Linked DNA regions of Homo sapiens: region 1 is linked to region 2. A link is a loop called in an ENCODE intact Hi-C map of the cell type or tissue named here. Cell type or tissue: PC-3. All regions are shown on one strand. Each heading gives the region's core, and the rest is flanking DNA. Links, peaks and the distances in the headings are about the cores only. Region 1 overlaps HMCN1 (hemicentin 1). Region 2 overlaps HMCN1 (hemicentin 1).

The links. Hi-C counts contacts between places; a loop is a spot of excess contacts. Peaks named below come from ENCODE experiments on the same cell type or tissue, not always from the same donor. Only the 100,000 strongest peaks of a DNase experiment are listed, where the experiment ranks them.
Region 1: a loop joins it to region 2, with 3.0 times the contacts of the local background. A loop is called at or near these places in 1 of 110 quality-filtered maps.

Annotation. Positions count from the first base shown.
Region 1 is chr1:186,049,040-186,051,972 of GRCh38, forward strand. The region is part of intron 42 of HMCN1 (hemicentin 1); the gene reads left to right. Among named protein-coding and RNA genes, the nearest start is that of PRG4, 250 kb to the right of the region's middle. In PC-3, for the core only: no CTCF peak of the experiment used is centred there; a DNase peak (open chromatin) is centred at 1,492; H3K27ac peaks cover 1,013 bases.
Region 2 is chr1:185,852,428-185,855,360 of GRCh38, forward strand. The region is part of intron 2 of HMCN1 (hemicentin 1); the gene reads left to right. Among named protein-coding and RNA genes, the nearest start is that of HMCN1, 120 kb to the left of the region's middle. In PC-3, for the core only: no CTCF peak of the experiment used is centred there; a DNase peak (open chromatin) is centred at 1,494; H3K27ac peaks cover 1,744 bases.

The DNA of each region.
Region 1 (2,933 bases), core at 314-2,813, 200 kb after region 2:
TTAGATGTTGAAGGATTCTCCTCATCTGCCTGAGTAGTAATGTGCCCTTTGTCTTCCACAGCCAGCATCTCGTAATGATTGGGCCTTCTCTAGTAACTACTGGTGGGTTCGTCAATGGAAAGAAAATAAGCCAAAAGGCCAAATTATATATGTGAACTGTGTGTGTGTATGTGAGAGAAAGAACATGGGCGCTTGCGTGGTGGGAGATAGGATTACTATGATAATCAGGGAGAAAAGCTATTCTAAGTTGAAATTTTACCATTTGTTACTAATTAAGGTAATTCTCATACATAGTCACAACTTGAGTCTCAGCTGTGGCTATCAGCTAAAAAGCATTCCCATTTCCAGTATACTCACCTGTATTTCACATACTTTAAAAAACTCATTTATAACTTATTCACTCGTGTGGTGGGAGATGGGATTACTATAATAACCAGGGAGAAAAGTTATTCTCAGTTGAAATTTTACCATTTGTTACTAATTAAGATAATTCTTATAGTCACAACTTTTGCCTCAGCTGTGGCTATCAGCTAAAAAGCATTCCTATTTCCAGTACATTCACCTGTAATTTACATACTTTAAAAAACTTATAACTTAATAAGCCCTCTTCATTTTGATTGTATTTGTTTAAACTTTTTAATTATTGAGATTATAAGCTGAATTTACCTATGATTTATAGTTTATTCACATATTTTTAAATAAAAATAAAACTAGATGAAATAACTTTGTTCCAATGGAGAACAAATACTTTTTAAAATTTTGAAAGCATGCACTGATGTAGAAAATGACTTATAAATAAATGAGTATCATCTTTTAAAAATCCTTCAGGCAGGTTATGAGAAATGCTATTATACACCCTGTAAAAATTTACTATTAAATAGTAAAAGTTACTATATGGTAAATTTATATTCATTACATACTACTTATATGTAATTAACTTCTGTTCCTGCCTCTTTTCACCCATTTTCCCTCTCCACTTTCCCTTCCCTTCTGTCCTCATTTCTTTCAGATGGGAAAAATATTTATTATTTATATCTAGTTCATTTATTTAATAATTTATTTAATATTTATATCTAGTTCCCAATATGGACAAGACACTAGGCTAAGTGTTATCAAGTAAAGATGAGAAAAAAAAGAGAGAAAAAAGAAAAATTAGGAGTGATGATCAATTAGAAACTGAGGTGAAGAATTCCTTTTTCATATGCAATATTTGAGGTACCTGTGGACTATGTGAAGCTGTCCTCCCTGCAACCAGAAATAGAAACTTATCATTTAGGTGAAATAAGAGTTAAAAACATAAGGTTGCAATGAAATCACTTGGAGAAGGTAAAAGGAATGTATACAGAAGAGTACGCGATAGGATGGCTCTCAGGTGTACCATATAAGAAGAGAGCTAGTAAAAGAGACTCTAGATAAGAAACTGAGAAGGAAGAGCCTAAGAGGTCAGAGGAAAACCCAGTAAAAAAAAATGTGCCATGGAAACTAACGACAGTGTTGTTCTCAGAAGAAAACAATGAGTAAGTTTGATATGGATGAATGGATGGGTGAATGAGTAATATTACATATTGCAGAAAAGTCAAATTAGTCATAAACTAAAAAACATACTTTACAAATATGCAGACCAGTACCTCTTAAAGAAAAGCAGTGTAATAGTGGAAAGCAGAATGCAGTAGATATAAGAATGAATGATAAGGGAAAAAGTTGAGACATCAAAGATAGATTCACTTAAAAAATACTTACATTATGCTTCCATCTTCTAGGCGCTATGCCATGTGTGGACATAGAGCAATTAGTGAGAAAGACAATGATGTTGTTCTCACGGAACTTATAGTTGGCTGGTGGAGAAATATCTTTAAATAGTCAAAATTAAAATTAAACCTCCTAAGAGCTATCATAGGTGGTTATGTAGAAAAGCATATGAGACACGTTTAACTGAGCCCTTAAGGATGAATAGGCATTAACTCTGTGAAGAGGGTAAAAGCAATGCAAAGCCCTGGAGAACACTGTCTGTATTCAATGAGCTTAATATCATTCATTCTGGAGCCTAGTGTGATGCAAGGAGAGAGAGGAGATGGTAGATAAAAAGGTAAAAATAGGCATATTGAAGAAGGCCTCTTAAATCAATTTAAAAAGTATAGATTTGATTCTAAAGGTGATAGAATAAACTAAAGGGATTTAAAGAAGGACCGGATGCTCAGGTCTGTATTTTAGAAGAAAGCAGACATATTTAATAAGTTGAATCAACATGATTAAGTTGATTAGATTAAGAAGTGTGGAAACAAGAAGGGTAAAGGAGGGATGTCTGTGTCTTTCCCTCAGAGAAGGAACAAAGAGGGTTGAGTTCAGTTTTGGACAAGTCAAGTTTGACAATGCTTCTAAGGCAACCAACTTGAGATGTTAAGTAGTTAGTTGGATATTAAAGTCTAGACCTCAGAGAGGGTCTCCATTACAGATATAGCTTTTCAAGTATTTGTATTAATGGAAGCCATGGGGGTAGAGAAGGGTAGAGTTTAGAATGGAGATCATAAATTTATAGTAGTGGCAATCTATGTAATTGTGTCATTTTCTTCTGGAACTTTCAGTTTGTGGTATCAGTGACAAACAGAGTAAACTGTAGGACTCATCCAGAGTAAGAGTATTGACAAATAAGAAGGCAAAAGGTATAAGGTAGTTGAGAATATTGACAAATATTGATTATGAAATCTAAGCTGAGTAGAGAAGTCGGTAAACAGAAGAATAGGCAGCTGGATAGGGGGACTTCTGAGAAGTGAAAGCACTTGAGATTCAGTTAAGTCAATGGGAATTGACTTGAGAATTGGGAATAATTAAGTGAGAGCAAAAAGAACAGAGAAGTTGTCAGAGGCCTAAACTTATAAACTTACAGGAGAAATGTTCTAGATGATGGGAAGGCCTATGGTATGGCTTCTGATGGA
Region 2 (2,933 bases), core at 194-2,693:
CATTATATGTCATCATGGACATAGATATAATGTAGAGCTATCAGAGGTTTGATTTTCATTTTTGGACATGATTAGACATGATTCAACTTAGAAAAGCAGTTTTAATTTCCATTTAAGTTTTCATAATATGCATTTGCTTACAAATATCCTACACACACACACACACACACACACACACACACACACACACACACACACTTTAAAGGAGGACTGGCTTGTATTTAATTTAGGGAAGAAAGTATGATAAGGCATTTAACTCATAGTATGCATAAACCTTCAAGCAGAACAGTGGCCAAAGTACAGGCTCAATAAATGTTATCTATTGCTACTACTAGCTCTAGTACTCCAAAGTTCTTTTAAGGGAAATAATCCCCAAATATTTATGTTGTAAATGAGCAACAGTTTTGGAATATGTGCCTTGCAAAAGGTTTTGCAAGTGTTTTAAAATCATTTTCTCAATTTATACTCACATAAATATTACTATTTCTTTTTATAAATGAGGAATCTCAAGCTTTTTGATATTAGGTAACATGTCTTACACAGGTCACAAAAATAGCAAGTAGCAAAGCTGGTCTCAAAATAAGGTATTTAATGCCAAAGCCAGTTTCCTTTATTGCTTCGCTACTTTCCTTCTAAATATCTGTTTAAATAACCTTATTGATCTAATCAAGTTAACATATTTATTTATATAATTTGTATGTTACTTCAAAGTAGGAAAGTAAAGAATTAAAGACAGATGTATGTCTAGGGCTGATCTCATCCTCAACAAAATGAATTTATTTCTCAAATATTTTTACTTCATTCCTATCTCCAATCACTTTGAGTAACTGGCCCACCAAAAATTACCAAGTAGCAAATGACAAAGTTAATAATAAAATCACTGGCTTTCCTCAGCAAATGTTCTTGGTACTAAGTATGATAAGCTTATTTAAACTCATGCACACTTTGGGGAGAAACAAGAACAAAATATGTTTAAGATATTGAAAGGTACTATATCTACTGTAGGTACATTCATAGGTAGTGTTTTGATTTTTATGTTTAGTGTTGAAATTCCTTTGGGCCTGAATGAAGCATCTATTAAAACTTTAGTTTGCAGTTCGAGTTTTCTATTAGAGTTTCTGCTAGAGTAAAGAATTCTCTGAGGGACAAACCATCCTACATCCCCAGAGAACAAGGAATAGAGACTGCGACAAGACAGTGGAGGACAGGAATGGGAATGTTTGACCCTTTTTTAGGTATCCATTTAGGTACCCTATCCAGAAGCAAATACGTTGTTGATATTGTAATGATCTTTTGTGTAAACTTCAAAGGACAAAGAATATTGAAGGCTATTTTGACTGTTGGATTACTTTTTCAAAATGGAATATACAGGTGATTAGAGTGGGGTGGATATTATAATGGGAAATTTCTTGAATTTCTTTTAAAAGTGTGCATCTATGGGAATATCCTTAAGGGTAAATACATGAGTCATTGCGTGGCAAATATTGCAGATTCCTGTGGCCAAATAACATTTAAGAGAAAGAATACACTAAACTATGATGCCTGGATTCAATCCATATGTGCTGCTTAGGCAACCAACAGATTGTTCTATTCCCCACAATAAGTACTAAATCTGATTTTGTTAGTTTTTAGGTGATGGTAAGGATGGAGATCAAAACAGTTTCCTTGGGAGAATTGTCCTTGATCTACAGACAGGATTCCTAGAGAAAACTATAAATCTCATTTTTTCAGAGTTGCTAGCAGCTGCAGCTAAAAAACAAACTCATTTTCAGTGAAATGGACATAAAGGAAAATTAGAATTTTTTCTCTATCCAAACTGGGTAGGAGCAGTTAGTTCTCCGAAAGCATCTTTTTTTATTCCTAGACCTTAAAAAAAAATTCAGGAGAATTGTGGAGTCCTAGTATTGGAATTGATTTTGAATATCACTTGTCCAGTTACCCCGTCAGATGTTGGAATCCCTTCCAGCAACCTGTCAGTACCCCAGACCTGAGTAACACTAGTTAAAGATTTGATAGCACTGGATTTTGTCACCAGATGATACCTGGGGGACTCCTATGGAGCAATGTCTGGGGAGCTTCTTTTAATGCTGGAGGCTGATATCAGCTTTCTTTGGCAGGCATATTACATTATTGAATACTGATTCTGTCATCAGCTAAGTCCCTCAGGTTTCCTTACATAAATGTTTAAACTAGGTCTCTATCCTTTTATATTCATGGTGATTTTTTAAAATCCTGATTTATTTGCTCTATCATATATGTAGTCATTGCCTTTAAGATCTTATTTCATCATTTTTTAAATGACTACTAAAAACAATGTAAAATTTGCGTACCTCAAACTTTCTTATAATGTGATGTCTTTGTAAATCATAATGATTTTATTAGTAAAAATGCATTTTTCCATTTTGCCAAGAGAGGAAATTACACAAGCAGTATAAATATATTTTTACCACATTAAATAATCACAGCATTCCAATCTTCATTAACTAGCTAATAACAAAGATAATACCAAATGTGCTAGACGGCATGCAGAATCCATATGTGAGTGTTGGAGCAGAAGGAAGAGAGAAATTTCTATGGCTAGGTAGAGTCTTGACTAGCAGAGAGGAAAAACAGAGAAGGATCATAAGAGAGGAAGAACTGGGAGCAAGAAGGTCTGCTCAGAGCAAGTATAGGTATGGTGAATGCTTCCTCCTCGAATAAGCAAATGATGATTGGCTAGTAAGACCTTCTTAGACCCTGTCCCTGCCCCCTCTGGCTCTTGCTCCCTAAGCAAACAAGGGAACCACTTGTTAGGTGGGACCAGGAATCCATTCCAACCAGGGCAATGGCAGTGTCTTAATTTTGAAGGTCACAATAAAAAGATACCGAATCCTTGAAGAGGGTAAGAAAGAATTCTCTAAGAAGCTGAGAAGAGGATGGTTACTGAAGGGTGA